Linked DNA regions of Homo sapiens: all the other regions are linked to region 1. Evidence: chromatin loops called from intact Hi-C (ENCODE). Cell type or tissue: Caco-2. All regions are shown on one strand. Each heading gives the region's core, and the rest is flanking DNA. Links, peaks and the distances in the headings are about the cores only. Region 1 holds the start of LOC105369399 (a long non-coding RNA gene). Region 2 overlaps MYO7A (myosin VIIA). Region 3 overlaps MYO7A (myosin VIIA).

Region 1 (10,810 bases), core at 1,538-9,537:
CTGTGGTCCCCTCCACACTCACCCCAACCAAAGCTAATGGCCTAGTTGGGTCCTGCCCGCCAATAATCACCCCCACGGGTCAGAGACAGGCTCCTTGCCGGGGTCTGGGCCTCAGGCTCAGTGGGCCTTGGACAACCCAGCAGGGAGTTCCGGGGAGTCCGAAGTGGAGAAAGGCTGGTGGGAACATGGAGGCCAGTGTTGGGGAGCCTGTGGAGGCAGGTGTGTAGAATTGTGTTCGGGAGGTGGGGGATCTGAGACCGAAGTGGACAGTGGTTAAGATTGTGGGGCCGGGCGAGGTGGCTCACGCCTGTAATCCCAGCACTTTGGGAGGCTGAGGAGGTCGGATCATGAGGTCAAGAGTTCGAGACCAGCCTGGCCAATATGGTGAAACCCCGTCTCTATTGGGAGTACAAAAATTAGCCGGCCATAGTGGCTCGTGCCTGTAATCTCAGCTATTTGGGAGGCTGAGGCAGGAGAATCACTTGAACCTGGGAGGCGGAGGTTGCAGTGAGCCGAGATCGTGCCACTGCACTCCAGCCTGGGCGACAGAGCAAGACTGCATCTCAAAAAAAAAAAAAAAAAGGAGAGTTTGCAAGGGTGGGTGGGAACTTGGTGCCTGGGGCTCTGAGAACCAGGCTGTGGTCCTGACCTCCAGCAGCTGCCAGTCATCTTGGCAACATAGAAAATCAAGGAAACGGCCTAAAGGCAGGCAGAAGTGTGTGTCAGCAAGGTCCCAACTATGTAAGATGGACACGAGGGACTCACCTTCAGGGAGGAAAGAGCCGGGGCAGAACGTCAGGAGACTGGCCAAAGGTCCTTCCCTGCCTTCAGGACGAAGACTAGACTCCTCAGTCCTGCATTTCAGGCTCCTGCCACCCGCCTGCTGCTCACTGATCCCTCCCTCCCACTGTCAGCCTCCATCCAGGTGGCAGTGCCTGCGCTTTGTCAGGCTCTCTCTTGTCTCTGCATTTTGCACAAGCTCTGACCTAGTTACCGAAATGTCCTCCAACCACCTCCATCCTGCATGTCTCTTGCACCAGTTAGGACGCCTGTCGGGGAAGCTGCCAGCTGCCCACCTGAGTCGGCTGTTCCCTTCCTCCTGGGCACTCACCTAGACTCCATTTCCCAGCACTCCGTCCCCTGAAGTTAGATGTGGCCCTGTGACTAGGCCCTCATGGATGGACGGGAGTGGATGAGGATCACTGTGGCACCTGGGCCTGCTTATGCTCTCTTCCTCCTTCCCATTCGCTGGAACATGGATGGGCCTGGGACCCAGCTCTGACTTTGCAAGTGAGGACAATGCTTCAGGCCCAAGTGGAAGTTTCTCAACTACTGACATTTGGGGCAGGACGGTTCTTTGTTGTGGGGGGCAGTCCCGTGCATTGTAAAACATTCAGCAGCATCCATGTCCTCCACTCACTAGATACCAGTATCACAGCCCAAGTCATGACACCCAAAGTATCTCCAGACGTTGCCAAACATACCCTGGTGGGAAAATTCACCCTAGCAGAGAACCGCTGGCCTAGAGGAAGGCAGAGAAACGAGGATTCCTGAGTTCCTGCACGGAGCAGAGCAGCCCGGGGACCAACCTGGAATACTCAGTTCAGACTACTGAGGAAGACAAAATAAACTTTTATGCTTTTAAAAAAAATTATGGACAGAACAATATAGACAAAAACTTTTATGATTTTTCAGCTTCTGGGGTTTGTCTACTGTTACAGCAGCCTTGCCCTGCTAGTGTTTTAGTCTGTTCAGGCTGCTGTAACAAAAATACCATAAACTGGGTGTCTTACAAACATTTCTGAAAGTTCTGGAGGCTGGGAAGTCTAAGGTCAAGGTCCCAGCAGGTTTGGTGTCTGGCGAGGGCCCATTCCTCACTGCCTTCTTGCTGTGTCACTGCATGGTGGGAGGGGCAAGCAAGCTCCCACGGCCTCTTTTACAGCGGCCCAGATTCCATTGGTGAGGGTTCTGCCATCATCACATCATCACCACGTCACCTTCAGGGCTAGGATTTCAACGTAAGAATTCCGGGGGGCCGGGTGTGGTGACTCACGCCTGTAATCCCAGCACTTTGGGAGGCTGAGGCGGGCAGATCACGAGGTCAGGAGATAGAGACCATCCTGGCTAACACAGTGAAACCCCGTCTCTACTAAAAATACAAAAAAATTAACCGGGCATGGTGGCAGGCACCTGTAGTCCCAGCTACTCGGGAGGCTGAGGCAGGAGAATGGCGTGAACCTGGGAGGCGGAGCTTCCAGTGAGCCAAGATCACGCCACTGCACTCCAGCCTGGGCGACAGAGCAAGACTCTGTCTCAAAAAAAAAAAAAAAAAAAAGAATTCCGGGGAAACATAAACATTCCAACCATAGCACTTAAGTCACCTGCTGTGTCCCCTTTCATCCCTTGTTTTTCACCAAGTAGACTGGCTGCTCCCAGAGGGAGAGGCCATGTCTGATTTACATCAGGGCTGTCACAGATTTACACAGAGGGAATCCGTGGCAAGTCCCATCACTCCCACTCCTGGAACTTGAGTAGGTCATCTCACCTCTCTGAGCCGCTCTTTCTGATAAGATTTGGCTCTGTTTCCCCACCCAAATCTCATCTTGAATTGTAATTCCCACATGTCAGGGGAGGGACACGTAGGACTGGACAGGCGGGAGGTGATTGGATCACGGGGTCGGATTCCCTCACGTTCTTGTCGTGATAGTGAGTTCTCGCGAGAGGTGATGGTTTTAAAGCGCGGCACTTCCTCATTCTCGCACACACGCCCTCCTGCTGCCCATGAAGAAGGTGTCTGCTTTCCCTTCGCCTTCCGCCATGATTGTAAGTTTCCTGAGGCCTCCTAGCCATGCTTCCTGTTAAATCTGCAGAACTGTGAGTCAATTAAACCTCTTTCTTTTATAATTACACAGTCTCAGGTAGTATTCTTTATAGGAGTGTGAAAATGGACTAATACACTTTCCACAGTGATGTTCCATGCCAGGGCCATGTAAATCCTCTGTAAACCACATAGGAGGGTACTGTCATTCTGCAGGCTTACTGGCAGCTCTGAGAGGTTGAAGGAAGCAGGAGGAGGTGGCACTTCTGTGACCTTTCTGCAGCCCTTGCCGTGGGCCTTCAGTAGCCACAGCCACTTGTCACTTGCTGATCTATTTTCTGAGCAGGCCATAACAAATACTCCTACATGCTTTTGGGGTGAATGGATGAGTGGATGAGTGCCATCTGTCCCAGTGATGTGGACTGTATCTGTTAGGACAGCAGTCCCCAACCTTTTTGGCACCAAGGACTGGTTTTGTGGAAGACAATATTTCCACAGACCAACGTGGGGGATGGTTTGGGGAAGATTCAAGTGCATTACATTTATTGTGCACTTTATTTCTATTATTATTACATGGTAATATATAATGAAATAATTATACAACTCACCATAATGTAAAATCAGTGGAAACCCTGAGCTTGTTTTCCTGCAACTAGACAGTCCCATCGGGGGTGATAGGAGACAGTGATAGATTATCAGGCAGTAGATTCTCATAAGGAGCAGGCGACCTAGATCCCTCACATGCGCAGTTCACAATAGGGTTCATGCTACTATGAGAATCTAATGCTGTCGTTGATCTGACAGGAGGCGGAGCTGAGGTGGTAATGCACGCGATAGGGAGCAACTATAAATTACAAATGAAGCTTTGCTCACCTGCCGCTGTGCAGCCCGGTTCCTAACAGGCCACAACCAATACCGGTCATTGGCCCAGGGATTGGGGACCCCTGTGTTAGGATACTGTACTAGTTCCCTATTGCTGCTGTAACAAATTCCCACAAGCTTGGCTTAAAAGCACACTCATCTGTTACCCTACAGCTCTACCCACCAACTGCACTCCTTACTGGAGGTGCTAGGGAAGGATCCATTTCTTTGCCTTTTCCAGCTTGCAGAGACCTCCTTCCTCCATCTCCAAAACCGACCATGTGGCGGCTCTTGGTGCGTTGCTTCCACAGCCACATCACTCTCTGACTTTCCTGCCTTCTCCTTCCACTTCCAAGGACCCTGTAACTACACTGGGCCTACCTAGATAACCTGGGATTCTTTTCCTATCTTAAAGTCAGCTGATGAGCAACCTTCATTCTACCTCCAACCTTACTTCTCTTTGCCATGTAACATGGTGACATGCCACATGTAACATTCTTATGTAACATGCATCAGTCACAGGTTCCAGGTATTCAGTAGGGTATGGGCAACTTTTTGGGCGGCCGTTATTATGCCCACCACAGTGCCCAGTCAATATTTGTGGAATAAATCAACAGTAATGAAATAATGCACAAAAATGAATCAAACAAGGGTGCTTCTTCCACACAGACCTCCATGATGCGAGCTCTCATTCTGGACTACTGAGTGACATTAATTCTGAATTCCCTGCCCCTAGCTGCCATTTGTCAAGGGCTTGCAAGAAACAGGAAAACAAGAATGCTGAGGCCAGAATGCGGACAGGTCCTCTGGAAGGTCCGAATTGTGCTTTGACACAAAATCACACAAAAAATGCTTTTACAGCCTCCTCCCATTTCCCTGACAGACAGGCGGATTATCCCCATTCTATTCCTAGAGATGAAGATTCAGGACCTTGCCGGCCCCGAGACTCAAGAAGCCGCCGTTATGGGTCGGCTGGGTGACTCTGGGTCCTGGCCACCCGGTCTCTGAAGCTGGGTTGCACGCGTGTCCAGGTCCACGGAAGGCTGCAGTACCCGCGCAGCCCCGGCATCACCTGGCGTCACCCGGCGCCACCTGGCGCATCGCTCCCCACGGCACTGGCCCGGCGCTCCCCGCTCCGCTCGTTCGGCTCATGCGGCCCGCGGCCGCCAGGGGGCACGCCCCGCACCCCGCACCCCGCATCCCGCACACACGCGCACTCAGCGAAGCAACCCCGGAGCGCGATCCCCCAACGCCCCTTGTGAGACCAGCATGACTTTGACACTCAAACCCCTCAAGGATCCCATGAGCAGGGAAGATGATGCGCCTGTCTCAGGAACCTAGATGGAAACAAAAATCTTACACAAAATGCTAGCAGGCGAAATGCGATGACATGTGAAAAGGAGATCTATCAGGACGGAGGTGTGTTTATACTAGAAATTCCAGAGGGGCTTAGCATTAGAAAAACAGCCAAACTACATAAATAAGACAGGAAGATCCGTCAATGAGGTACATTATATCAAGAGAAATATGAGCATTTCAGAGGCAATGTGAAAGACGTTTATTAAAATTCAACATCCATTAGTGATTTTAAAGAAAATCTTAGTAAGAGGTGAAAGCATTTGACAGCATTTTGCTTAAAGTTAGGAGCAAATGAGATATACCCATCATCACTACTTCTGTTCAGAATTGTCCAGAACTTGAGAGAACACCAAGACAAAAAAAGATACAGAAATATAATAATTGGAACTAGAGGAAGAACTTTTTCAAAATCTCAGAAGTTTAGAACCCTATCAGATCCAACTTCCCTTTCTGTAACAAATGAATGCCACTCTCTCCATCCTGAAATGAAATACTTAGATAATATAACACTTCCACACACATATTTTCAAAAAGCCAATACAATGCTTTTATTGTAAATTATGTAAATATGAGGTAAATAAAAGAAAAATACTTTAAAATAAAATGTTATTTTGATGTGTGAATTCTTGGGCCCAACAACAAAAAATAAAACTCCCCTGCAAATTTCCAAATCTCTCCCTAGAGGGCAGTACACCTCTTCAAGAACTATTAGTCTACATAGAAAAACCACCAAAAAAAACCACACACGCGCACAAACCCTCCAGATATTTCATTAGATTACTAAGAAAAGGTAGCAACTTCTCCAGATAAAAAATCAATATACAAAAATCTAGGCCGAGGTGGGTGGATCTCTTGAGCCCAGGAGTTTGCAACCAGCCTGGGCAACATGGGGAAACCCCATCCCTACAAAGAATACGAAGATTAGCAGGGAGTGGTGGTGTCACCTGTAATCCCAGCTACTCGGGAGGCAGAGGTGGGAGGACCGCTTGAGTCCGGGAGGTCGAGGCTGCCGTGAGCCCTGATCGTGCCACTGCACTCCAGCCTTGGTGACCCTGTCTCAAAAAGAAAAAGACCAAAAGAATCTATTTAATTCCTATATAGTAGCAACAAGCTATGAGGAAAAGTCTTTTTTTTTTTTTTTTTTTAGAGTGAAAGCAAGTTTACTAGAGAAGTAAATAAACAAAAGAATGGCTACTACATAGGCAGGGCAGCAATGCAGGCTACTTGACTGAGTATACCTATATGCTAAACAAGGGGTGGATTATTCATGAGGTTTCGGTAAAGGGGGGACAATTTCCGGAAATAAAGGTCCCTCCTCTTAAAACCATATAGGGTAACTTCCGGTCGTTGCCATGGCATTTGTAAACTGTCATGGCGCTGGTGAGAGTATTTTTTACCATGCTAATGCATTATAATTAGCATGTAATGAGCAGTGAGGACCACCAGAGGTCACTATCATTGCCATCTTGGTTTTGGTAGGTTTCAGCTAGCTTCTTTTTTTTTTTTTTTTTTTTTTTTTTTGCTTTTTTTTTTTCATTATGCTTTTAAGTTCTAGGATACATGGGCACAACGTGCAGGTTTGTTGCATAGGTATACATGTGCCATGTTGGTTTGCTGCACCCATCAACTCGTCATTTACGTTAGGTATTTCTCCTAATGCTATCCCTCCCCAAAATCCCCACCCTCCGACAGGCCCCTGTGTGTTATGTTCCCCACCCTGTGTCCATGTGTTCTCGTTATTCAACTCCCACCTATGAGTGAGAACATGCGGTGTTTGGTTTTCTGTCCTTGTGATAGTTTGCTTAGAATGATGGTTTCCAGCTTCATCCGTGTCCCTGCAAAGGACATGAACTCATCCTTTTTTATGGCTGCATAGTATTCCATGGTGCATATATGCCAGGAAAAGTCATTTTTTAAAGTGTCAATAGAAACAAAATTATACTCAGGGCTAAATCTAAAAGAAGATATGCAAGAAAATAATTAAAAATTATGTTAAGATATATGTATCTTACATTTCTTATATGTATAAATATTATGTATCTTTATGTCTTATAGCTATGTCTCCCAGGCCGGAGTGCTGGAGTGCAGTGGTGCGATAGATCACAACTCACTGATCACTAATGGCTCACTAACCGTGTATTGGTCAAGCTGGTTTCGAACTCCTGGGCTCAAGCAATCCTCCTACCTCAGCCTCCCAACGTCCTGGGATGACAGGCATGAGCCACCACGCCTGGCTGTATTAAGATTTTTTTTTAAATACACAAAGTAATGTAGAGAGACATCATGTTATAAAGTACCTCTAAGCCCCTGATTTCCTTGTGTCCTCACCGCAACCAGAAAACAGGATTATCATCCCTACTTGAAAGATGTGGAGGCTGAGGCCTGGGTAGAGAAGAGACCTGCCCAAGATCAATGGAGCCTGCTGGGCATCGAGGACTAAGGGCCTGGGCCTCCTGCCTGCTGTTCCTGGGCCCTAATCACCACCCCAGCCACCATGCCTTGGGCCCACTACTCCCAGAGTCCACAGGCTAGAGCTGCACAAGGCCAGAGGCCGGGTCTCCAAGCTTCAGAGAAAGGAGGCAGACAGTAATCTGGCCGTCTAGTCACTGGGGCACCTGGGAGTGTTCTATCTCACACAATATACCCGAATCTACATTTCAATTAAAACTTACTGAAAATAGAACACACACCAGCGAGGAAAAAATAAACCAGCCATAGCATTGTTCACACTTTCAGTGGCAGGAAAACGTCCCAGCCCCTGCCACCTCAGACGCATGCAGAGCTGGGCAGGGTGGAGGGCAGAGCTCAAAGGCAAGGCCCCACCTCGGTTCCTCCACCCCAATGCCACACCTACTCACTCCCCTAAACCCTGAAGAAAGAGCAAATAAAAATGATAGAGAGACAGGAAGTCCAAGCCTGAAAGGTTTTGAGAAATGCCTTCCCTGACCAGCTCCTGTGCATGGGAAAGAGGGCCCTGAGAGAAGTGGTGGCCAGCCTAGCGTCCCACAGCCGATCTGCGGCAGGGCAGGGAGCCCAGGTGTGACCCTCGCTCAGAATCCAGCCCTGGGGAGGGCGATCTGTGAGGGGCTTGAATGACACAAATACTATGAATGTTTGCTGGCCCCTGGACCTCTGCATTCAGTCAGCCAGGGCTACAGCAGCCTGCCGGAGGAAGGCATGGAGCACAGCCAGGGCCTATAACTGGGTGTACTGCCTGCGGGAGCCCAGACCACAGGTCCCCAGTCTTCAGCAGTAGTTTTCAAACCATGAACTGAGGCCCATATGTGGGTCCTGAAATCAATTCAGCGTCTGAAACCCACATATAAAAAAATTAAAAAGAATAAAATAGAAATATGAAGTGAATTACAGAGACTAAAGATACAGGATCATGATATAAAATGTAATTCTAATTGTGGTTGTAGTTTAAAAACAAACAAAAAAATGTTTTGGCCGGGTGCGGTGGCTCACACCTGTAATCCCAACACTTTGGGAGGCCATGGCAGGAGGATCACCTGAGGTCAGGAGTTCGAGACCAGCGTGACCAACACGTTGAAACTCCATCTCTACTAAACATTTTTTAAAAAATAGCCGGGCGTGGCGGTGGGCGCCTGTAATCCCAGCTACTCAAGAGGCTGAGGCAGGAGAATTGCTTGAACCCTGAAGGCGGAGGTTGTATTGAGCCAAGGTCACGCCACTGTACTCCAGCCTGGGCAACAAGAGCAAAACTCTGTCTCAAAAAAATAAATAAATAAAGGAAAAAAAAATGTTTTGCCTTGTAACAACAAAATTGCCAGATTCAAGGTCAACATAAAACACCAACAGCATTTCTCTATACCAGGCATAATCAACTAGAAAAATTTAAAAAATATGTATACCATTCATGATGTCTGGAACTTTCCCATGGTTCAGAAAAAAAGAATGAATGTTTGTAAGCGAGCATAAAGCATAAAGTAAATACAGCAAAACATTAGCAATTCATGAGTCCAAGTGAAGGACATAAGAATGGTCATTGTTCTAGTCTTTCAACTTTTCTATAGGTTGATTTTTCTTTCTTTCTTTCTTTCTTTTTTTTTTTTTTTTTTTTTGAGACAGGGTCTCACTGTGTCACCCAGGCTGGAGTGCAATGGTGCAATCACGGCTCACTGCAAGCTCGACCTCCTGAGCTCAAGCAGATCCTCCCACCTCAGCCTCCTGAGTAGCTGGAACTACAGGTGTGCACCACTAGGCCCAGATAATTTTTTAATTTTCAGTTTTTTGCAGAGATAGGGTCTCCCTATGTTACCAGGGCTGGTCTTGACCTCCTGGGCTCAAGCCATCCTCCCACCTCCGCATCCCAAAGTGCTGGGATTACAGGCGTGAACCACTGTCCCCGGCCTAGATTGACATTGTAAAGAGTAAATAAAAAGTTGGGAGAAAATACCAACCACAATAACAACAAAAATTAGAAAGCATCTAGGAATTAAGTGACTGTATAAGTCCTTACAGGTGTGAGCCACTGCGCCTGGCCTTTTTTTTTTTCTGAGATGGAGTCTTGCTCTGTTGCCCAGGCTGGAGTGCAGTGGCACGATCTCAGCTCACTGCAACCTCCGCCTCCTGGGTTCAAGCGATTCTTCTGCTTCGGCCTCCTGAGTGGCTGGGACTGCAGGCGTGCGCCACCACGCCTGGCTGATGCCTGTAATACCAGCTACTTGGTAGGCTGAGGCAGGAGAATCGCTTGAACCCAGGAGGTGTAGGTTGCAGTGAGCCAAGATTGCACCATCGTACTCCAGCCTGGGCAATAAGAGCGAAACTCCGTCTCAAAAAAATAAAAGTTAATTAGCTCCAATGAGCCATTCCATAATGTATACATATTTCAAAACGTCATGTTACACATGGTAAATATGTACAGTTTTATTTGTCACTTTAAATCCATAAATAAAAATGTAAAAATAAACTATGTAATATTATAAAGAGATCAATTTTTCCCAAATTTATCTTTAAATTCAAAGCAACCCTAATAAAAAAATCCATTTGGATTTTTTTTAGGAACTCGATAAACTTACTCTAAAATGTAAATAAATAGCAAAATTAATCTTAAAATATAGGAGTTAAATTTGCCTTACTAGATATCACAAATAGCACCACAAAGCTGTGGTGATACAAACAGCATGGTACAGATAAAAGAACAGCCCAATGAACAAAGGAGTGAACTCGGAGGTAGATGCTGCCTCTGTGGGAATGGAGCATGCAGGGAGACATCTCTGTAGTAGATGCTGTGAGGAAAACTGGCTCACTCTACAGAAAATATGAATCAGGATTATTGCCCAATGCTTCATTCAAGGATGAACTCTAGCTGAGTTAAAGACCTAAATTTGATATGTGAAACTCTAGGGATAGTGGAAGAAACTATCAGAGACTATCTTGTGGCCTAGGTGTGGGAAAGGGCTTTTCAAACAAAATTTCAAAGCCGTAAACCATAAGATTTGTTTTTGAGACGGTCTTGCTCTGTAACCCAGGCTAGAGTGCAGTGGCATGATCACAGCTCCCTGTAGCCTCCATCTCTTGGGCTCAAAGGATCGTACTGCCTCAGCCTCTCAAGCAGCTGAGGCTCCAGACATGCACCACCATGCCTGGCTAATTTTTGTATTTTTAGTAGAGACGAGGTCTCACCATATTGCCCAGGCTGGTTTTGAACTCCTGAGCTCAAGTGATCCTCCCACCTTGGCTTCCCAAAGTGCTGGGATTGCAGGCTTCAGCCATCACTCCTGGCCTGAAGTTTGAATGTGAATATAT
Region 2 (10,810 bases), core at 2,662-10,661, 120 kb after region 1:
TGGAATTCTTAAGGGTTTGTCAAAAGACTGCAGACTGCCCTTGCCAATCCCTCCCCACCCACCCTGGTGTAAAGGGCCAACCACAAATTGGCATTAGTTATGGGCTGTGTCTACCCTGAGCCCTGCCATACAGCCTCAAGGGGTCCCATGCATAGTCAAAGGCCAATTAACCCATAAATATCTATACCTACTATGTACCACAAAAAATTAAAAATTAATTTTTTTTTAAAAAAGGCCAAAGATATCCAAACATGCTATAACCCATCCGTTTCTTACTCCGTTGCTGAACTGGTCCAGAAGTCAGCAGTGTATCAGTGAGCCAGGCTGCAGTGGTAGAATCTGATGGCGGCTCAGATTCCCTTACAATATTGGACTGTGAGATCCAACCTTATTGTTGGAAGAAGGAAGCAGACATTAAGTTTGAAGGACTGTCACGCAAACAAATTGGTCTTTCATTTGGAGTAATAGAGGATTGTATTTCTCAGTTCAGTTCAACCAATATGCTCTTAGCATCTATTATGTACCAGGCTTCATGACGTTGCTGAGGATACAGAAGTGAAAATTGAATAATCTCTATGCTGAGTTGTAAAACTATAGAACGCCAGGTCTGGAGGGAACATAAGGGTCATCTACCTTAATAGAATTGGTAACTGAAGCCCAGAAAGGGAAATGGCTTGCCTAAGGTTGTTAAACAAGACTAAATGACTGGAAAGAATTCTACCAGCATTTTCTAGTTCACAAAGAACCTTTTCAATACAGCGTCTTATTTATGATGTGGATTTATGAAGTGGGTGGTATTAGGTGTTCTGAAGAGAAGCAAGCTTGTAGGCACTATCCTTCCCATCCAACAGTTAAGGAAACTGGAGTCCCAGAATGGGGGTCTTTCTAGGATAACATAGTGAGTCTGTCAGAGCTTTAGTGAGAACCCAATTACATCCCAACTGCAAAGCCCACCCTCCATTCCTGTGTGTCCCCTGCAACTCGCCCCTCCCCAGGTGCCAGGCGGGCAGCCTAGCACTGGATCTCTGTGCTGTCCGCCATTCATGGGCAGCCTATGTCCTGCTCTGTGCAGTGGCACTCCCCCTCTGGCATCTGCAGTCCTTGGACACCCCGTCTCTTGCCCCACTCTACAACCCCCTCCCCATTAACCAGTTTCCAACTCCTCGGTCCCTGTGAGTGGCAGCCTCCTCTGGGGTCTGTGTGGTGCAGGGGAATCTCCCTAGGCTCCTGGGGATCCTGGGTTCTGGGTGCAGAGAATCTCCTTTGCACCAGCGTCCTGGGTTCAAGTCTTAACTCTGCCCATGGCTTACTGTGTGACATTAGACAACTCACTTAGCTTCTCTGAACATCAGTTTTCTCCCTTTGGGGGCAGAGGAGGTAATCCCTACCTGTCCCACATAGAAGGAGCTGTGAGGGGTCTTCATAAAACATAACACACTGTCCAACCACAAGGTGGTTTTAATGAATTCCTTTAATATTAGCTTGTACCAGATCAACATGCATTCTCTCCCAGGTGACACACTTACTTAACAAGGCCTTTTGATATCTTAGTTCAAAAGACTCATGGTAGCTTTGGGGTGGTTGGTCAGGAAGGAGGCCTGCTTTCTCCTGGAGACTGAGACCCCCCTGCCCTTCTTGAACAGGCCTGGAAGAGGGGAGCTGTGTCACTGGGGAGATGGCCCCTCACTTTCTCTATGATCTTGGGCAAGTCTCTGTCCCCTCCAGGCCTCAGGGCCCCCGTCATGAAATGGATGTGGTGGAACTAGGTGGATTTTGAGGGTCCTCCTGGCTCAGATGTTATGGGTTTGGGGAGGGCCTGCCAGAGCTGGTGAGAGGTGACTGCTGTTTGCTGCTTGCAGGCTTCCTGGAGAAGAACCGAGACACCCTGCATGGGGACATTATCCAGCTGGTCCACTCCTCCAGGAACAAGTTCATCAAGCAGATCTTCCAGGCCGATGTCGCCATGGTAAGCCGGGTGCGGTTTCTGTTGTTCGGGAAGGGCCCCCACGGGCCAGGCCTGAGTCTAAGCCCTGCCCTTGTCCAACAGCTTCAGCTGAGCCCCCTGGCCACATAATGGGTATGGAGCTTTGCTGTGGCTCCAGGAGGGGCCTGGAGGGGCCTCAAAGGTGTTCCCATCTGGTCCTCTTATTGTACTAACTGGGGATATGGCTGGGGTGCAAGGCCCAGAGAAGGGTCACCTGAGAGGTCACAGAGCAGAACCGGTCAGGGATCGGTTTACTGTGGGGGTTCACCCCCTGGAATCCAGCTGCTAAAGAGAGCATGGGCAGAAAGAGCACATCCAGCTTGAAGGATGTGGGGTGGGTGTGGATACTCAGAGAAGCTGGCACAGAGGGCATGTCTGTGCCAGCCCCAGACCCCATCAGACAGTGGGAGAACAGCCCCCTCCGCCTTTCCTTAGGCCCTAGGGTGAGGGTCTAGTGGATTTTTTCCTGCTGGGTTGCATGCCTTTTTATTTCATATTTTCCTCCTGTCCCATGGCTTCCTGGAGGGTGCATGAAGTCCTCACGCAGAAGACAGTCCTTGCCCCTTCCATGCCTGTCTAGGTGCCTGGCTGTCCCCTGCCCTCAGGACCACCAAGGCATCACAGAGCTTCCAGGACCCCAGACCTCTCCCTGAGGGTCCCCCTCTCTCCATGGTGGATTTTGAGTGGTTTTGTGACCCACCACATTCTCCTTGCCCCTCCTCTCCCCATCTCACCCTGCACCGTGGTTCCTGTTGTAGTTTCTCTGTGGTTATTCATCGGGTACTCTGCGCCACTCAGCAGCTGCTGCGAAGGTAAAAGACCCCAGCCCGGGGCTGAGGATGGCGGGAGAGGCCTCAGCGGCCTGGGTGGGGCTTGGTCCCGAGCTCCCACTGTGCTGAGACTCGGGAAAAGGGCTGGGCTTTTTCTCCTTTTTTTTGGAGTGTGTTTTTGTGTGGAGTGGTTTGTGGAGTGATTTTTGTGTTTGGTTTTTGAGTTGTGTGTGCTGCAGGCATTTCTTTCTTCAAGGAGGAAACTGAGTCCTAGGAGAGGGGCAAGGCTTGCCCAGGGTCCTCTGGGAACCGGGGACAGAGTGGGGACTCGAACGCAGGTCTCCTAAGGCCCCTTGGAGGCGTCAATCCCCGGTCCTTCCACCAGGCCCTGGTGGGCGCCTATGGCCATGCCTTGACCAGATCCTCAGATAACCTTGCAAGGCAGGAGGGACAGGTAGCATTTTCTGCATTTTGCAGATGAGAGACTGAGGCTGAGAGAGGGGATATGACTCATTCCAGGTAACAGCATTCTGACAGGGAGCTGGGACTAGGAGACACCATTCCCCGGACCTCCTTAGGTCTGAAACAGCAGCCCTGTTGCATCCTGAACTCTGGTTCAGGCCGTGGCTCCCACGGTGCTCTAGACCCCAAAGGTGCTGGGTACCCCTTAGCAACAGCATGGTGCTGCCAACCCCTTTGCCTCCTTTTCTCTCCTCAGCCCTCCATTTCCTCTCTGCCAAATACTGACATCCTTCCACTTTGGCCTGGTGCTGAGTCCTTCTTCCTTCCTGCCTGCCTGGCAGAGTTCTGAAACAATCCACACACCCCCAGCAGTAGACAGGGCATGTCAGGAGCAAGGAGCTTGTCTGGATGGTGGCCTCTCCCCTCTGCCCACAGATCAGCCCTGGAAGAACCTCCCGCCCCCACTCACCCTGACAGACCAACACTGTAGGCTGGCCGACTGCTGGGGTGCACACAAGGCCAACCTGAGAGAGGGGAGTCCCAGGCACTCGAAGCACTGGCACCCAGGAGAGTCCCCACCCGAAAGCCCTGTGCTGTAAGGTGGCTGTACTGCTGAGACGGGCGTAGCTCTGGCCTCTCCCACTCTTTCCTCTTCTCCTGTAGCCCTGCTGGCCCCTCGCTGGGCCCATCCATTCCTCCTGGTCTTGGGCATACTCTGGTTAAACCCCATCTTCCCCTCCTACCCGTTCTTCTCTCTCCTCTGTCTTTTCAAAGCTCCTTGAGGCATCTGGGAACACTCCATGATATTTCCTGCTCGAGTTTCCTACTCCTGGGATTAGAACCCACTTACTGAGAAATCATGGAGAGGTCAAAGTGCAGGAGCCCAGAGTCTCCAGAAATGGCCCCCTCCAGAAGAAGTTTTAGGAACAGAGAATTAGGATACAACAGTGACCAATCTGATACCAGTTACATCTACTGGGCACCTCTTCTGAGCCAGGCTATGAGCTAAGCACTTATATTTATCACCTCATTCACTCCCCACTGCAACCTGGCGAGTAATTACTATTACTCCCACTTTACAGGTGAAGAACTGGGGCCCAGGCTGGGTGTGGTGGCTCACACCTATGATCCCAGCACTTTGGGAGGCCAAGGCAGGAGGATTGCTTAAGGCCAGGAGTTCAAGACCAGCCTGGGCAACATAGTGAGACCCTGTGTCTACAAAAAAATTTAAAATTAGCTGAACATGGGGGTGAGCACTTGTAGTCACAGCTACTTGGAGTGGGGGCTGAGAAAAGACAATTCCTTGAGCCCAGGAGTTGGAGGCCGCAGTGAGTTGTGACTGTGCCACTGCACTCCAGCGTGGGTGACAGAGTGAGATCCTGTCTCTAAAATTTAAAAAAAGAAAGAAACTGGGGCCCAGAGAGGCCAAGGTGCTCACTGAGGTCACATACCTTGTGACACAACAGGGATTCGAGTGCAGGCCTGCCTCAGGGACTTGTCTAAGGCCATATACAAGCGAGGGCTAAAGTGAAGTTTTCCAAGTCCCTGCTTTTTAAAAAATAATTTTAATTTTTAAAAATTTACTGTGCTGTCTCCATAAACGTCACATCTTAGGAAAGAAAACATACTTCGTAACTGCTAGAAACACGATGGCTTTTTAAAAGGAAGATGAAAATCAGCTTGGTTAATTGTGAGACATTAAGTCACAGTTTATTCAATGACAGTGTACTAGTGTGGCAATGCTCCCATCAGGATGGAAGCCCACGCCACCTCTTGCAGTGAGTGATCTGCACTCCCATCATCGGCAGATCCCCGAGCCCTGAGTTTTCAGCCTTTGACTCCTACATCTGCCTCCCTGGGGCAGCCGTGGGCAGCCCCACCACAGCCCTTGCTGGTGAAGGGCCCAGCCCAGCTGTGATAAAGGCAGCTCTTCTAGGATATTGAGTAGCCCCTGATTAATGCCTAAGCCCAGTCATATGTCCTGGGGCCCTGAGCCCAAGAGACACCTATTCACTCTATGCAGGTGGCCTCCTGCCTGAGACTTCCCAGCCCCTTTCATGTCACGCTCTGGGGTCTTCCTCTCAGATCCTTTCTGGGGAGCATTTGACATTGGCCTTTGAACTTTTCACTTCCACCTTTACCCCATCCCCATCTGCAGATTATCCCAGAAAACAGCAAATACCAGGAAGGACAGCCTTTCCCCCCAATGAAATAAAACCAAATCAGAAACCCAGATGGCTACCTACAAACCTTTATTGAGTACCTACTATATGCCAGGCATTGTCATGGGTCTTGGGGACGTAGCAGTGAATAAAACAGAAAAAGTCTCTGTCCTTATGGAACTTAAGTTCCAGCAGAAGAGTGGATAGTTAGAAAGCCAAGGCCAGGTGAAGTGGCTCACACCTGTAATTCCAAAACTTTGGGAGGCCGAGGTGGGCAGATTGCTTGAGCTCAGGAGTTCAAGACCAGCCTTGGCAAAATGGCAAAATCCCATCTCTACAAAAAATATAAAAATTAGCTAGGCACAGTGGTACACACCTGTAGTCCCAGCTATTCAGGAGGCTGAGACAGGAGGCCGAGTCTGGGAGGTCGAGGCTGCAATGAGCCAAGATCGTACCACTGTGCTCCAGCCTGGGCGACAGAGTGAGACCTTGCTTCAAAAATAATAGTAAATAGATAGAAAGCCAATAAATAAGTAAAACCTGCAGTGTATCAGATGGTGAGATGTAGTATGGGGAAAGATTAAGGAGGGAGGAATGCGGCGGTGGGACTCTGTGATTTTCAGTGGTGTGGTGGGTGCGGTCAGGAAAGGCCTGCCTGAGAAGCTGAGCAGGAGGTGAGGAAGAATGTGCCCAGCCACATTCCAGAGGAAGGGCTTTGCAGGGAGAGGGGACAGCAAGCACAGATGCCCTGAGGTGCTTTGCAAGCCTATGCCTGCATCCCAGGTGCACCTCAGGCAGGGCAAGGAGGCTGGAGGGGCTGGAGGGGAGGGAACAGGTGTTACAAAGACCAGAGGCCCCTGGGACTAGCTCCTTTGGGGCACTGTGGGTCCCTACAAGGACCTGTGCCTTCATGCGAGTGAATCAAGGAGGCGGTGGAGGGTTCTGGGTGGGGAAAGGATGTGATTTTGTTCCTCACTTGGACTGCTGTGTTGAGAGTGTAAGGGTCCCAGGCACTCAAAGCTCCAGCACCCAGAAGAGTCCCTGTCTGAAGGCCCTGTGCTGTAGGGTGGCCACGCTGGTGAGACAGGTGTGGCTCTCGGCTGTCCCACTCTTTCCTCTTCACTAACTCCCCAGTCCCAGGGGAGGTTGGCCTGGAATGTGGGGGATGGAAGCAAAGAGACGAGTTGGGGGGTTGCTGCAGGAATTTGAGAGCAATGCTGGTGGCTGGGACCAGGCTGACGGTGGAGGAAGTGGTGAGGGGTCAGGTTCTGGAGATATTTTGAAAGTAGAGCCTGTAGGATTTGCGGATATATTAGATGTGACAGAAGAGGCACTGAGGACAGTTGCTAGATGTTTGGCTGGAGCAACGGGAAGGTGGGCAATTTCTGTGAACCCATGGATGTCACTAGGAACCAGTTCAACAGCACTTCAGTAGATCAAAGTGTTGACTGTTACTTGTGTCATGTAGGCCCTGGCCATGCAGCAATAAAGAGGCAGACGCATCCTGTCCTCATGGGGCTCCCAGCCCAGCAGGGAGGACGGGCAGAAAGCAGTCGTTTTATTGTGATGACCAAGACCAAAGAAGGGTGTGCGTGCGCGTGTGTGTACACGCGGTGGTATGCGTGTGCTCCTAGTGGCGTGTGTATGTGCATGCTGAGGTTGTGTGTGTGTTGTGTGTGTGTGTGTGTGCATGCGTATGCGTGTACTCATGTCAGGGGCCCTAATGCAGGCTGGGTACAGCCCAACTTGGACAGCTCCCCTCCAGTGACCGGGGTCACCCGGTGCTGCTGCTGGATCAAATTGAGGACAACGCCAGGGGCCACAGATCTGACCACCACCCTACCGCATTGCAAATACTCCCCAGCTTCTCTGGGCAAAGTCCTAGAATATATTCCAAATACAATGCAGTTGGAAAGCATTGCAGATTTCAGAATCGCAGGCACTGGCTCTTTCTCGGAAGGCCTCATCACAGTCTGGTGGCATAGTACCTAAATTGAGTATGAGCACAACACCTTTGTCCCCCCAAATACCTCACATATCTACATCTACACCCCTGGTTTTTGATGCTACAGGATATCAGATGAAATGATGACTCTAAAAATATAAAAATCTTGCAATATTAATCAAATGAAGTCAAGTAAAATAAGAAATTCTCAACCAAATGAAAATTGCCAGGAAAACACTAATCAAGATGCTTTGGAACAAAACCTAAGCTCTGTGTCCAGTTCCCATCAGTCCTGCCATTTGGCTTCCTGTTTGTTTGCGGCTCAGGGCTTCCCCCACCTCATTTCACAGTATTCTCAGAGGGGACCCCAGTAGGGCAGGGAGGCGCAGGGGGCTCGCTGGCTGCCAGGATCGCCCAGGTGTGGCTGGTGGAGCACAGAACCCCTGGCTGCGTCGGAGCCACAGTGCGGGGGGTTAGGAGGAGGCTGCTTGTGTGCCTTCTTAGGAGGATTAGCCAGGCCTGCCCCGCCCCCAGCCTGCTGCTGCCGGCTAAGCCTGGGAGGGGAGAGGTCACCGGCAGCTCCCGCCCCTCCTCCTCGCGCTTGCCCACAGGTTTCCAGAAGGCGGCACCACCTTTCTAGGTTGCTGTTTACTGAAATATGCCCTGACCTCTGACCCTTGTCACAGCCTGGTCAGATGGATAGATGGCATCACCTCCACTTAGGAAACTGAGGCTCTGCAACATTTAGTGACCTGCCCAAGGGCACACAGCTAGGAAGTGGTGGGCCAGGGCTTGAATCTAGGTTCGTCTAACCCCTGTCTCTAGAGATGACCTCAGTGTCCTGAGGTGACCAAGTCCGATTACTCCTTTATACAGGGAAGGGAGGGATGAGACTCAGGGGCTGCCCCTTGCTCAGAGTTATCCAGCGCACCAGGTGCAGGGGCAGGCTTGAGACTCCCAGTGCGGAGATCTTCCTGTAGGGTTCACTTCCCCCTCGCCCAGAGGTGGTAACTTTGGAAGTCCTGGGAGGCTTCCTGGAGGAGGTATCTGGAGTCCAGGCTCCAGCTCAGAAGGTGGGGAGAGGCAGTTTGCAGGAAAACTTCAAATACCGCCCTGTCCCTCAAACCCTGACCCCGCTGACCTCCCCTCCCGCTTCCTACTGGGCGGCTCCTGGGACACTGGATGGGGCAGGCACAGCCCCTCCCATCGCTGCCGTCCGTCCCCCCAGGGCGCCGAGACCAGGAAGCGCTCGCCCACACTTAGCAGCCAGTTCAAGCGGTCACTGGAGCTGCTGATGCGCACGCTGGGTGCCTGCCAGCCCTTCTTTGTGCGATGCATCAAGCCCAATGAGTTCAAGAAGCCCATGGTGAGTGGCCCTGGCCTGGGGTTGGCGGGTGGCGGCTAGGGTGACGTGGAGGAGCTAGGTCAAGAATAAGGTAGGGTGGGAGTGAAGGATGTGAGACTTTGTCCCTTTGGGGAATGGGGGGCACCCCGGGAGCTTACAAAACAAGGCCCCCTATTTATTGGAGGCAGCAGGTGCCTTGGAAAGAGCCTAGACTCTGCGGGGGGTTGCAGCAGGTTCAGATCCTGCCTCTACCATGTACAAGTGGGCGACTGCAGACAAAGCAGTTTCTTCTCTTATGCCTCAGTTTCCTCATAGATGGAAACGGGACTGACCGTATCTACCTCCTAAGGCTATTCCATGCAGTAATGCTTGCAGATGCCCACACCCAGCAAGTGCCCAGTGATTGGCAGCTGTGGTTCTTGCTGGGGCTGCTTCTTTGAAAGTCCCCTTCTCCTTTGGCCCAGCTCAACCACCACCTCCTCCTGGAAGCCTCCCCCATCTCTTCAGCTGGTTGGGATATCCTCATTCTTGACTTTTCTGAATAACATTTGTTGGGCCCTTTCTGTGTGCCCAGCATAGGCTGGATGGTCAGTCCACAGCCTCCTTCAACCTTCTCAAACAGCCCGTGAGAAAGGGACTGTGCTGGTCCCAGGTTAGAGATGCGGGACTGGGGGCTCAGGGAGGTTAAGGGGCTCAGGCTGGGGCCACCTCGCTGCGAGCCCTCTCCTTTCGCAGCACAGGCTCTGGGAGGGTTGTTTACCCAGAGGCCTGCAGGGAGGCACAGGGGGAAGCTGGGGCCTCGGGATCTGGGGAGGGAAGGAAGGCCGGGGAAAGTGGCCCGGAGAGAGAGGAAACAGTCTCCGGAAGCTGACAGGCTGCAAGACCGTCCCCTCCTGCTGCCTCCTGCCTGGAAAACATGTCCCAGAGTGGATGAGGCCTGTCCCCTTTAGGACTCAGGTCTGCAGGGGCCTGAGGGTCGCAGAGGGCTCCAGTGAGCTCTCCCTCTAATGCAGGGGGTGCAGGGGACTGACACCAGGGCAGTCGGGCACAGTCTTCCCTGGCTCTGAAGTGGGACCCTTCCCTCGGCCCAGTCCTCAGCATCTGTGGACTGGGCCTTGGCAATAGCCTCCTCAAGGGTCTCCTGCCTCCCTTGCCTCCTGTCCTGCCTCCCCTGGCCCCCAGTGACATTGTTCTCAAATGCAGACCTGGCCCAGTCTCTCCCTGCTCTAAAACTTCCCTGGCTTCCAGCATCCATGGATGAGGCCCTCACAGAGCCCCACAGCCTCACAGCCCAGCACCTGCCTTCTACTCTTTCTCCCCAGCCCCTCCACCAACCAAACCCCAGGGCCCTTTGAAAAATGTGCCTCTTCCTTAAGGCAGCTAGAAAGTTGTCTGAATAACCGCAGATCTACAATACCTGCAACGTGAAAGGTCCTCCCTGGGGCTGTGCAGAGCACCCCTCACCTGCACAGCCATAACTTGGCCTGGACGAGCCTCTCTAGCTCCCTCAAGATTCCCAGCAAAGTCCTGCGCTTTCAGGCTTCCAAACCTTTGCACAGGCTCACCCCCTCCAGCCTTGGAATACTCCCCCTCCTGTCAGGGTTAGGGTGATAAAGACGCCTCCTCCATGAAGCTCCCCACTTGGGTGTCCCAAGGGGAATTAATCTGTCTTCTCTGTGCTCCCAAAGCACACAGCTCCACCACGACAGGCCTCACTTTATGCTCTTTTGTGGATTTGAGCTGCAGATCCCGGTGCCTGTCCCAGCTTTGCTCCTCCCATGCCGTGTGGACTTGGCCTTTCTGAGCCTTTGTCTGGGTTGGTCAAGTGCACAGCAGGGCTGCCTCCCAGCAGGAGCCTTGGCCCTGATGCCCTTGGCTGTGTGCCTGGCAGCTGTTCGACCGGCACCTGTGCGTGCGCCAGCTGCGGTACTCAGGAATGATGGAGACCATCCGAATCCGCCGAGCTGGCTACCCCATCCGCTACAGCTTCGTAGAGTTTGTGGAGCGGTACCGTGTGCTGCTGCCAGGTGTGAAGCCGGCCTACAAGCAGGTACAGGGCTGAGTGCACAGAGGGCAGGAGGGGAGGGTCCCAGCTTTGGCTGGGCAAGGGTCCCAATTTTCTTATCAGGACCATGGGCGGGG
Region 3 (10,810 bases), core at 1,442-9,441, 140 kb after region 1:
CCTGCTGGTCCTGCAGGCCCAGCTCCCCGAGGGCCAGAAGAAGAGCAGTGTGAGGCACAAGCTGGTGCATTTGACTCTGAAAAAGAAGTCCAAGCTCACAGAGGAGGTGAGGGCAGACGCTGGGGGTCTGGCAGCCCAGGGGTGGCTGCCTTAGGTGGCCTAGGCTGGAGCACAGCTGAGCTGGGGGCCCACGGAAGCAGGAGCAGGAGTGGACACTGTCTGTCCTCAGGGGTCTTGGCTGGCCAGGGACAGGACAACATGAGTGGGTTGGTGGGCGATCAGGCAGACAGGAGTGTCTGAAGAGGGTGGGATCTCAGGCCGGGGGTGGGAAGGGCTTCCTAGCAGAGGGCACTGAGCAGGGGAGGCCGGTAGCGGCACAGCTGAGAGGGAATACACTTCTAGCCGGGCACAGACCCGAGGCACTTGGTCCAAGGACCTTTGAGGCATGGGAGCTTTCTGTGGAACAAGAGTGCTCATGGAGCATGAACAGGATTAATTTATTTGAATTCATTCTTCAGTCACTTTGCCTTTTCTGGGCACTGTCCCAGCCCTTGTGCTCTGGGGTTGTCCAGGCTGGTGTGTGTGTGGCAGGGGAGGATACACTGGAGAGGCAGACACAAACCAAGGCATTCACAGCCTTGGGGGCCAGGCCCCCATCCCCACATTTGCACATGCCAGTCCCTCTGCCTGAAACTCCTCCTTTCTCTGCCTGGGGTCACCTCCTCCAGGAAGCCTCCCCAGCTCCTCCACTGCAGAGTCAGGGGCTCCCACTTCACCTCTGCCCTTGTCCTGTCCCCACCTGAGGCACAAATCCAGCCTTGCAGGTGTGTGGCCTCAGATTTGAATCCCACCTCTGCCGCTTAGTATTCAAGGGACCCAGGGAAGAAAATGCCCACTCCGTGGGGTCCTGGGAAGAAGGCAGAAATGGCAGCCGAGGGTGTTCAGTGGTGCTCCCTGTCTGCACCACCCACTCCTGCCGCTCGCCTCTCACTCACCCTACATCCTCTGGGCAGAGCTCGGGGCTTGTGCTGTGGGCTGTGTGGGATGAGAGAGGAGAAACATCTCATAAGAACTGGTGTGAGGCTGGTCACATCGGGGCTAAGGGTGTTGGTGACAGAGTGGTGGTGACTGGTGGTTGGAACCTGGAGTATACTCCAGGTGCCACAGTTATGTTGGCGGGGGCACCCCAGAGAGATAGGGGTCCCGCTTGGAGTCAGAGGATCATGTCCCTGTCCTGGCTGAGAGGACCTCCCTGGGGTGGGGTGTGGGGTGCAGGGTATCGAGGAGGTGGCCAGAGGAGCTCTGTCCCCAGAAGTGGGTGGCACCGGGCCAGTGTGCCCCTGCTGTGTGGGCCAGTTATTGGCCCAGCATCTGCTGTGCACGTGGCAGGGGTAATGACAGTGATGGGGAGCCCAGTTCTTCTGCTCACTCCTTAGATTCTGTTTTCTGGGGAGCAGGCAGCCTCGGGTGCTGGTGCCCTGGCTGGCAGGGGAACACCCCTAACTTTACCTGCCCTGTCCTCTCCCTCTGGCCCAGGTGACCAAGAGGCTGCATGACGGGGAGTCCACAGTGCAGGGCAACAGCATGCTGGAGGACCGGCCCACCTCCAACCTGGAGAAGCTGCACTTCATCATCGGCAATGGCATCCTGCGGCCAGCACTCCGGTCAGTGCCGGGAGGCGGGGACACCAGGGCCTGAAAGTCTTTTGGTGGCTGAGTGGTGCCTCTGTCAACCTAGCAAGAGATTAAGCCAAGCAGGCCTGGGTTTGGCTTCGCTGCTAGCTAGTTGGTGGAGTTAGGACCTTGGTGGAGTTATTTCATCTTTCTAAGCCTCTGATTCCTTGTCTGTAAAGGGGGAATCCTAAAACAGGCATCCCTTGGAGATATTGCAGGTTCAGTTGAAGGCCACAGAAATAAATATCACAATAAAGAGAGCTGCAGAAATATTTTGGTTTCCCAGTGCATATAAAAGTCATATTTATACTATACTATAGTCTATGAAGTATGAAATAGCATTATGTCTAAAAAATGTAGACATCTTGATTAGAAATTAATGCCAAAAATGCTAATGGTCATCTGAAAGTTGTATCTATTTGCTGGAGGGTCTTGCCTTGATGTTGATGGCTGCTGACTGATCAGAGTGGTGGTTGCTGAAGGTCGAGGTGGCTGCGACAATTTATTAAGATAAGACAACAGTGAGATTTGCTTTCACACAAAATTTCTCTGTAGCATGCAATGCTGTTTGACAGCATTTTACCCACAGTAGAACTTCTTTCAAAATTGGAGTCGATCCTCTCAAACCCTGCTGCTGCTTTATCAATTAAGTTGATGCAATATTCTAAATCCTTTGTTGTCATTTCAACAATGTTCACAGCATCTTCACCAATAGATTCCATCTCAAGAAACCACTTTCTTTGCTCCTCCATAAGAGGCAACTCCTCATCCACTGAAATTTGATCATGACATTGCAGCAACTCAGTTCCATCCTCAGGCCCCACTTCTCATTCTAGTTCTCTTGCTATTTATTTCCACCACATCTGCAGTTACTTCCTCTTGAAGTCTTGAGCCCCTCAGTCATTCATGAAGTTTGGAATCCACTTCTTCTAAACTCCTATTGATGTTAATAATTTGACCTCCTTCTACGAATCATGAATGTTCTGAATGGCACTGAGAATAGTGAATACTTTCCAGAAGCTTTTCCATTGATTTTGCCCAGATCCACCAGAGGAATCACTATCTATGGCAGCAATAGTCTTATAAAATGTATTTCTTAAATAAGACTTGAAAGCCAAAATTACTCCTTGATCCATAGGTTGCAGAATGGATGTTGCATTAGCAGGCATGAAAATAACATTCGTCTCCTTGTACATCATTTTTTTTTTTTTTTTTGGAGACAGAGTCTCACTCTGTTGCCCAGGCTGGAGTGCAGTGGCGCCATCTCAGCTCACTGCAACCTCTGCCTCCCGGGTTCAAGCAATTCTCCTGCCTCAGCCTCCCGAGTGGCTGGGACTACAGGTGCCCACCACCACATCCAGCTAATTTTTGTATTTTTAGTAGAGACGGGGTTTCACCATGTTGCCAGGCTGGTCTTGAACTCCTGACCCTGTGATCCACCCACCTCAGCCTCCCAAAATGCTGGGATTCCAGGTGTAAGCCCCTGCAGCCAGCCTCTTGTACATAATTTTTAAGAGCCCCAGAATTTTTGGAATGGTCACTGAGCATTGGCTTCAATTGAAAGTCAGCAGTGCATTAGCTCCTGACAGGAGAGTCAGCCTGTCTTTTGAAGCCTTGAAGCCAGCCATTGACTTCTCTCTAGCTATGAAAGTCCTAGATGACATCTTCTTCCAATAGAAGGCTGGTTCATCTACATGGAAAATCTGCTGTTGAGTGTAATCACCTTCATCAATGATTCTAGCTAGACCTTCTGGAAAACTTGTTGCAGCTTCTCCACCAGCACTTGTTGCTTCACCTTGCACTTTTATATTTTGGAGACAGCTTCTTGCTTTGAACCTCATGAGGCGATCTCTGTGAGCCTCCAACTTACCTTCTGCAACTTCCTTACCTCTCTCAGCCTTCATAGAATTGAAGAGACAGTCTTCCTCTAGATTAGGCTTTGGCTTAAGGGAATGTTGTGGCTGGTTTGATCTATTCAGACCCCTAAAATTTTCTCCATATCAGCAAATAAGGCTGTTTCACTTTCCTATCATTTGCATGTTCACTGGAGTAGCATTTTTGATGTCCTTCAGGAACTATTCCTTTGCATTCACAAGTTGGTTAACTGCTTTGCACAAGAGGCCCAGCTTTTGGTCTATCTCGGCTTTCAACATGCTTTCCTCTCTAATCATTTCTAGCTTTTGATTAAAAGTGAAAAATGTGCGACGCTTCCTTTCACTTGAACACTTAGAGGCCATTTTAGGGTTATTAATTGGCCTAATTTCAATATGAATGTGTCTCAGGGAATCAGGAGGCGTGAGGAGAGGGAGTGAGATGGGGGAATGGCTGGTTGGTAGAGCAGTCAGAACACATCTAACATTTATCAGTTAGGTTTGCCATATTCTATGGGCACGATTCATGGTGCACAAAACAATTACAATAGTAACGTTAAAGATTAGTGATCACAGATCACAGCAAATATAATAATAAAGTTTGAGATATTTCTAGTATTGCCAAAATGTGACAGAAACGGGAAGTGAGCACATGCTGTTGGAGAAATGGTGCTGGTAGACTTGCTCCATGCAGAGTCGTCATAAACCAATTTGTAAAAAATGCAATGTCTGCAAAGTGTAATAAAGTGAAGTACAGTAAAATGAGGTGTGCCTGCAGTAGCTACCTCATACATAGGCTTGTGGGAAGATAAAGCTATGAAAACTGTGTAGCACCAGACCTGGAGCATAGTAAGCGCCCCGTAGATGGTAGCTTTGATCATCATCATCCAACATGCATTTCCTGCTTTAACCCCGCTGCCGCCAGCTCACCTCCAGTCACCCACCCTAGGCCCACGGTTAAGGTTACTGTGCCTGGGAATCCTGCAAGTACCTCCTTCCCCACAGGGCCAGGAGAGGCCTTTACCCAGGTCCCTGGGGTTTTGGGGAGTTGAAGGGAAGACCCAGGAGTCACCAGGAGCCACCAAAAAATCAACTCAGCTGATGAGAGGAGGGCTAGGACTTTTCTGAGAACAGTCTCTGCATAGGACAGGTCTGTCGGGAGAGCTGATGCCATGAATGTGTGCATGCTGGTTGGGAGGACAGCAGGATGAGGCAGGGACCAAGCCCCACTTTCCTGATGGGGAAACTGAGGTCCAGAGTAGGGAAGAGATTTGCCCAGGGGTCACTAGGCCTCCTGCCTCCTATCAGGCCCCCGTTTTTATCTCCCCAAGGCTAGTCACTACCTCACCGGGGTGGCCACACTGCCCAGGGCCACCTGCCAACAGGAGGAAAAGGCAGCTGCTGCAGGCGTGTCTCAGGGGCAAGAATTTGCCTCCAAATTATCTCACCATCATACCTAAAGCTGACACTTCTAGGAAACACGGTGCCAGGAGCCCTGAACCAAGAGTCCAAAGGCTGGGGTGTCAACTCCTTGAGGGGCCTCACACGGCTAATCCCTCCCTGCTCTCAGCCTCTGTCTCCCCATCTGTAAAGTGAGTGGAGACTCCCAGCTGCAGGTGATAATATCTCACTAGTCTGTGGCAAGGTGGGAAAAGGAGGGATGTTTCTGAAGCTAAACTTGTTTTCTTTAAAGGACTGCTCTGAGACTTTGCCCTCCTACTGTTTGGAAATTTAAAATTACCTTTGTTTTATGAGATAATTGGGATCTAGATAGTGGGCAGGTTGTGTGTGTTATAAATGTTCTCATTTATCATGATAAAAAAATGGGTAACTTCAGAATTTTCTTTGAAATTATAAACTCTCAAAACTGTTGAGCCACTGAATTAGGTAATCCCAGCCATCCTTTGGGAGAGAAGAGCAGCAGTGAGTGCCCCCTGGCGGACACTGCATCGTCATGTGTCCTGCCCTTGTCCTTGAACAGGCAGGCTGCAGTCTTAGAGTACTCAGTTTGCAGAAGAGAAGAACAAGCCCAGCAATAATTGCAGCTGGCATTTATGAGGGGTTCACTGTGCCTGGCACTGTGCTAGGTGTGTCATAAGCCTTGGCTCATTCATCTTCACAGCAATCTTGTAAGGATTCCTTTAAAATGAACACCAAAAAATTACCTTAATTGTTTTCATCCCATTACAAAAGTCATACATGGCCCCTTAAGTATTCACACATTACAGAAATATACCAGAGACAAAGTCCCTACTCATTCCATCCCCCAGTGACACCCCAGGATGCTTTTCCTGTTTCCGCTTTGTCCGTTGCCATGGGTAGAAGTTGCACCTGCTGCCGTGACTATGGGCTGGGATCAGAGAGGCGAACTCACCTGCCTGGGCCACCAGCTGGTTAGGAACGAGGCAGAGGCGGGGACTGTGCTTCTCATTAGCATGGTCACCTGTGGCTGTGGCTGCGGCTGCTGAGCCCAGAGCAGGATACGCACCACCCTGGATGGTGGGGCCCTGGCTGTGGGAACTGGATTGGAGTTGGGGAGGTGCTTTATGCCCGATGATCCTGTCTCCAAAGCCAGACCCCAGCCCTTGGCTCAGCCCTGCCACCCAGCCTCACTCTGCCTCCTCCCGGGTGGTCTTGGCAAGTTGGAGAGGACAGCTGTGTGGCGTCCCACTGGCTGCTAGGAGGAGGTGGGGACCGGGGCTGTTCCTGTGGGGTGATTCCCCCTCCCTTGCCCTGCTGCCTGCCCAGGGACGAGATCTACTGCCAGATCAGCAAGCAGCTGACCCACAACCCCTCCAAGAGCAGCTATGCCCGGGGCTGGATTCTCGTGTCTCTCTGCGTGGGCTGTTTCGCCCCCTCCGAGAAGTTTGTCAAGGTAGGAAGGTGCCTGGCCTCCTGGAGTGGGAAGGGGAGCTAGGCCCTGTCCCAGCACTGTGGGGAGAGCAATAGCCAGGGGCTCCAAAGGGCCTGGTCACAAGGCCCACCCGGCCACTCCTTACTGAGCCCCATCTTCCTGGCACCCCCTCCTCTCAGGCAGCCACCTCTTTTCCCCACACTCCCCTCAGCCCCATTCTACTTAGGAGGGGGCTGAGTCTGACAGGAGCGTGTCCCAGGCCCTCTGCACCCTCGTCTTGGGGCAGGCCCTGGGCGCTGGGGTCAGAGTGGAGCAGGTCATGGCAGGACCGACCCGACTGGCTGGTGCTGTGAAGGGGTATGGGGAGGAGCCACTAGGCTAAGCTAGCGGGAGGTGGGGGAGGCCACAGACGTGGCTGGAAATAGATGGTGGAGCTGAGAGGGTAGGGAAGCCACAGAAAGCAACCTGGCCTGGAGGAGCGGCCTCCAAGTGCCGGGAGGGCCTGGCGGCTGCCCTCAAAATCCACATGGGGAGCCCCAGGGGCCGCCTCAGCGGGTACTCTGGCTGCAGTACCTGCGGAACTTCATCCACGGGGGCCCGCCCGGCTACGCCCCGTACTGTGAGGAGCGCCTGAGAAGGACCTTTGTCAATGGGACACGGACACAGCCGCCCAGCTGGCTGGAGCTGCAGGTTCGTGCGTGTGTATGCACGTGCTCGTGTGCATGTGTGCGCACGTGTGTAAATGCGTGTGTGTGTGTGTCCAGTGCACTCGAGTGCCCCAGAAACATTCCCTGCTTTGAGATTCTGTGGTTCCTCAGACACCTACCCTCAAGTTCTGGAACCCCAGGCCCATCGGAACAGAAAAGCCCCCAAAGGATGAGGGACTCCATTTGCTGGCCTTACGGTCAAGACGACTTGGGCAAAGGAGATTCCCTCTGTGTCTCAATGCCTTTACCTGCCACATGGTGAAGGTTATATGAAGTGATAGCAGAGACCCCTGGCCTGTGGCAGTGCCTGACCTCTCAGCCCCAGGCCCTGGCTCAGGGGTCCTAAAGGTCCCATTGGGGTGGGGTGCACAGCAGGGCTCCCTGGACACCTGTGACAGGGACAAGCAGTGTCCCAGTGAGGTACTGGGGCCTGGGGTGCTGGGGCACCTCCAACCCCACAGAAAGCAGAGAGCCAAAGTCCAGAGGGGCAGGCAGGTCTGAAGGGAAGGGACCCCACAAACCCTCTTGGGGCACTTCCAGGCCACCAAGTCCAAGAAGCCAATCATGTTGCCCGTGACATTCATGGATGGGACCACCAAGACCCTGCTGACGGACTCGGCAACCACGGCCAAGGAGCTCTGCAACGCGCTGGCCGACAAGATCTCTCTCAAGGACCGGTTCGGGTTCTCCCTCTACATTGCCCTGTTTGACAAGGTATGGCCGCCCGGAAGCACCTCCTCCCGGAAGCACCTCCTCCCGGCCCCACTCCGGGCTGCCAGTGCTGCCACCTACTTGCCGGGGCTATTCACCCTTGAGCACCTCGGTTTCCCCCTGAGCCTGTGCTAATTGGCTCTGCCTGACTCCTCAGGACTGCCGAGAACTCGGCCAGGTGCGGTGGTTCACACCTGTAATCCCAGCACTTTGGGAGGCTGAGGCGGGCAGATCACAAAGTCAGGAGTTCGAGACCAGCCTGGCTAATGTAGTGAAACCTCGTCTCTACTAAAAATACAAAAATTAGTGGAGCACGGTGGCGCACGCCTGTAGTCCCAGCTACTCGGGAGGCTGAGGTAGGAGAATCACTTGAACCCAGGAGGTGGAGGTTGTGGTGAGCTGAGATCGCACCACTGCACTCCAGCCTGGGCGACAGAGCGAGACTCCATCTCAAAAAAACAAACAAACAAAAAACTGCTGAGTGCTCTTCAGCACCTGAGGGAAAACCCAGCAGTAGGATGTCCTCAGTCCTGTGTCCTCAGGCCCAGTGAATCCTCTCCTGGTGCTGAAGGAAGAGCATGGCACAGGCTGATGGGAGGGCTGCGCAGCCCTTGTGTGCAGATGGGAATGGAATTCCCTCTCAGGTTGCCACGGCATCTGATGGAGAAACTCCTCAGCAAACAGGAGTTCCTTCACACTTGCCCTGAAGCAGCTGGAGTGTGGGCGTCCCGCAGACTCACCTCGGAGGCTGGAGCCTCCTCGGCTGAGCGGGACCTGGGGCTTGGGTGATTTTGCCTCCACCCCCAGCAACGTCATGCTCAGCAGAGGGGCCCCCGCCCACAAGCCCAGGGGAGGTACCGTGTTGCTGGACACAGTTTGCCTGGATTTTTCTCACCGATGCTCTTATGTTTCCAGGTACTGTCTGTTCAGTTTCCCAAAAAGCTTCCACTAGAAAATGGGAATTCCCACGTCACCGTGCCCAGAACTGAGGCTAGGAAGGCAATGGTGGGGGTGCGGCTTAGAGCCCAGGGCTAGAATCTGGTCTGCCTCCTGGGGGCCTTGGACGTGTCCCTGCCCCTCGCTGGGCCTCCGTTTTCTGTCTGAACTGACCGTTGGCCCCGTTGAGGCTCCTCATAGTCCTTCCCTGACTCTGTGCCTGCTCCCCTCCCCTCTGTGCCCACAGGTGTCCTCCCTGGGCAGCGGCAGTGACCACGTCATGGACGCCATCTCCCAGTGCGAGCAGTACGCCAAGGAGCAGGGCGCCCAGGAGCGCAACGCCCCCTGGAGGCTCTTCTTCCGCAAAGAGGTCTTCACGCCCTGGCACAGCCCCTCCGAGGACAACGTGGCCACCAACCTCATCTACCAGCAGGTGGTGCGAGGAGTCAAGTTTGGGGAGTACAGGTGTGAGAAGGTGAGTGGGAGGGAATCTTCCGCCAGGCTGGCTTGGCTCACAGCCTCCTGCTTTCCACGTTTGGGCTGAGTGCTCCTCTGTGAGCCATCATTAGCTCAGGCTGGGGTGAGCCTGACTGCAACCAGGCACTCTTCAGGCTCCTGGATGGACACCGCCTACTTCAGGGGGCTCGTGAGGAGAGGCGAGATGGCGGGAGCAAGGGCTTCTGAGGATGTCCTGAATTCCACCAGTGGAGGAGGCCCCCACACTGCTGTAGTGACTGTGCGTGCTACAGAGGACGTGCCGCAGGACCTGCTGCACCATTCTGAGTATATCTAGTAAGCGCTGCATTAAATGAGAAATACAGCCATTCCTTGAGATCAGAATTTGCAAATGTGTATTCTTTTTTCTCCTTCTGAGGACAGGAGTTATGTGGTTGTTTTGTTTTCGATAATGGTAATGGTAGCTATGGTTCTGTTGGTGATTGTGATGGAGGGATGAGAAAGGAGGTGGTGGAAATGAAGAGGATAGTTGGTGGTAGTAACGTTGGTGGAGGTAGTGATGATGGTTGGTGGTGATGGTGGAGGTAGTGATGGTGTTGGTAATGATGATGGTGGTGATGGTGGAGGAGGTAGTGATGGTGTTGGTGATGGTGGAGGGTAGTGATGGTGTTGTTTGTGATGGTGGAGGTAGTGATGGTGTTGGTGATGGTGGAGGTAGTTGTGATGGTGGAGGTAGTGATGCTGTTGGTGATGGTGGAGGTAGCGATGGTGTTGTTGGTGATGGTGGAGGTGGTGATGGTGTTGGTGATGGTGGAGGTAGTTGTTTGTGATGGTGGAGGTAGTGATGCTGTTGGTGATGGTGGAGGTAGCGATGCTGTTGGTGATCGTGGAGGTAGCGATGGTGTTGGTGATGGTGGAGGTAGTGATGTTAGTGATGAGGTATTGTTGGTACTGATGACTATGGTAATATTGGAGGTAGGGATGATGTTAGTGATGGTGGTGGTGGTGGTGATGGTGGAGGTAGTGATGGTGTTGGTGGTGATGACAGTGTTGTGGGTAGTGATGATAGTGGTGATGGTAAAGGTAGTGATGGTGGTGTTGACAATGACAGTGTTGTTGGTAATGATGGTGATGGTGGAGGCAGTGATGGTGTTGGTGATGACAGTGTTGTTGGTAGTGATAATGATGGTGATGGTGGAGGCATAGTGTTGGTAGTGATGATGGTGGTGATGGTGGAGGCAGTAATGATGTTGGTGATAGTGTTGGCAGTGATGGTGGTGATGGTGGAGGTAGTGGTGGTAGTTTTGTTGGTGATAGTGGTGATGATAATGGTGGTATTGGTGGTAAGCAAATATTCAGGCGGAGTGCATTAGTATAGCCACATCAGTTGCTAAAATTCTGAAATATTTCAAACTGGTTGGAAAATATCTATTGCCTCCAAGGCCCCCAAGAGCCTTTCTCTATGCCCTTGCTGCTGGAGCCCTGGGGAGCTCTAGGTAGGCATCACTGGGGCTGCTGTGCACCAGGCCAGGCAGAGAAGGGGCAAATGCCCAGTGGCCACTTGGCTCTCTGAACCCTCTGCAGTAGATCCTGCCAGCTGTT

Evidence for each region. Hi-C counts contacts between places; a loop is a spot of excess contacts. Peaks named below come from ENCODE experiments on the same cell type or tissue, not always from the same donor. Only the 100,000 strongest peaks of a DNase experiment are listed, where the experiment ranks them.
Region 2: it touches region 1 in a loop (3-fold over the local background); 66 of 110 quality-filtered maps call a loop at or near these places.
Region 3: it touches region 1 in a loop (15-fold over the local background); 70 of 110 quality-filtered maps call a loop at or near these places.

What each region holds. Positions count from the first base shown.
Region 1 is chr11:77,041,392-77,052,201 of GRCh38, forward strand. It overlaps LOC105369399 (a long non-coding RNA gene), which reads left to right and starts at 6,475. Exons shown (of 2, transcript XR_950340.1): 1 at 6,475-6,513; 2 at 7,094-7,349. B3GNT6 (UDP-GlcNAc:betaGal beta-1,3-N-acetylglucosaminyltransferase 6) reads left to right here. Exons shown (of 2, transcript NM_138706.5): 2 at 1-582. RefSeq lists a silencer at 4,763-4,942. In Caco-2, for the core only: CTCF peaks have their summits at 4,854 (motif pointing right), 5,715 and 6,470 (motif pointing right); DNase peaks (open chromatin) are centred at 4,830, 5,970 and 6,420; H3K4me3 peaks cover 1,128 bases.
Region 2 is chr11:77,164,197-77,175,006 of GRCh38, forward strand. MYO7A (myosin VIIA) reads left to right here. Exons shown (of 49, transcript NM_000260.4): 15 at 1,860-1,966; 16 at 8,552-8,689; 17 at 10,560-10,718. Among named protein-coding and RNA genes, the nearest start is that of MYO7A, 41 kb to the left of the region's middle. In Caco-2, for the core only: no CTCF peak of the experiment used is centred there; DNase peaks (open chromatin) are centred at 6,085, 7,875 and 8,496.
Region 3 is chr11:77,183,052-77,193,861 of GRCh38, forward strand. MYO7A (myosin VIIA) reads left to right here. Exons shown (of 49, transcript NM_000260.4): 26 at 17-106; 27 at 1,537-1,664; 28 at 6,293-6,419; 29 at 6,969-7,088; 30 at 7,646-7,819; 31 at 9,000-9,227. Among named protein-coding and RNA genes, the nearest start is that of MYO7A, 60 kb to the left of the region's middle. RefSeq lists enhancers at 1-62, 8,191-8,692, 8,693-9,192. In Caco-2, for the core only: CTCF peaks have their summits at 5,488 (motif pointing left) and 9,158 (motif pointing right); DNase peaks (open chromatin) are centred at 5,490, 5,954 and 9,180.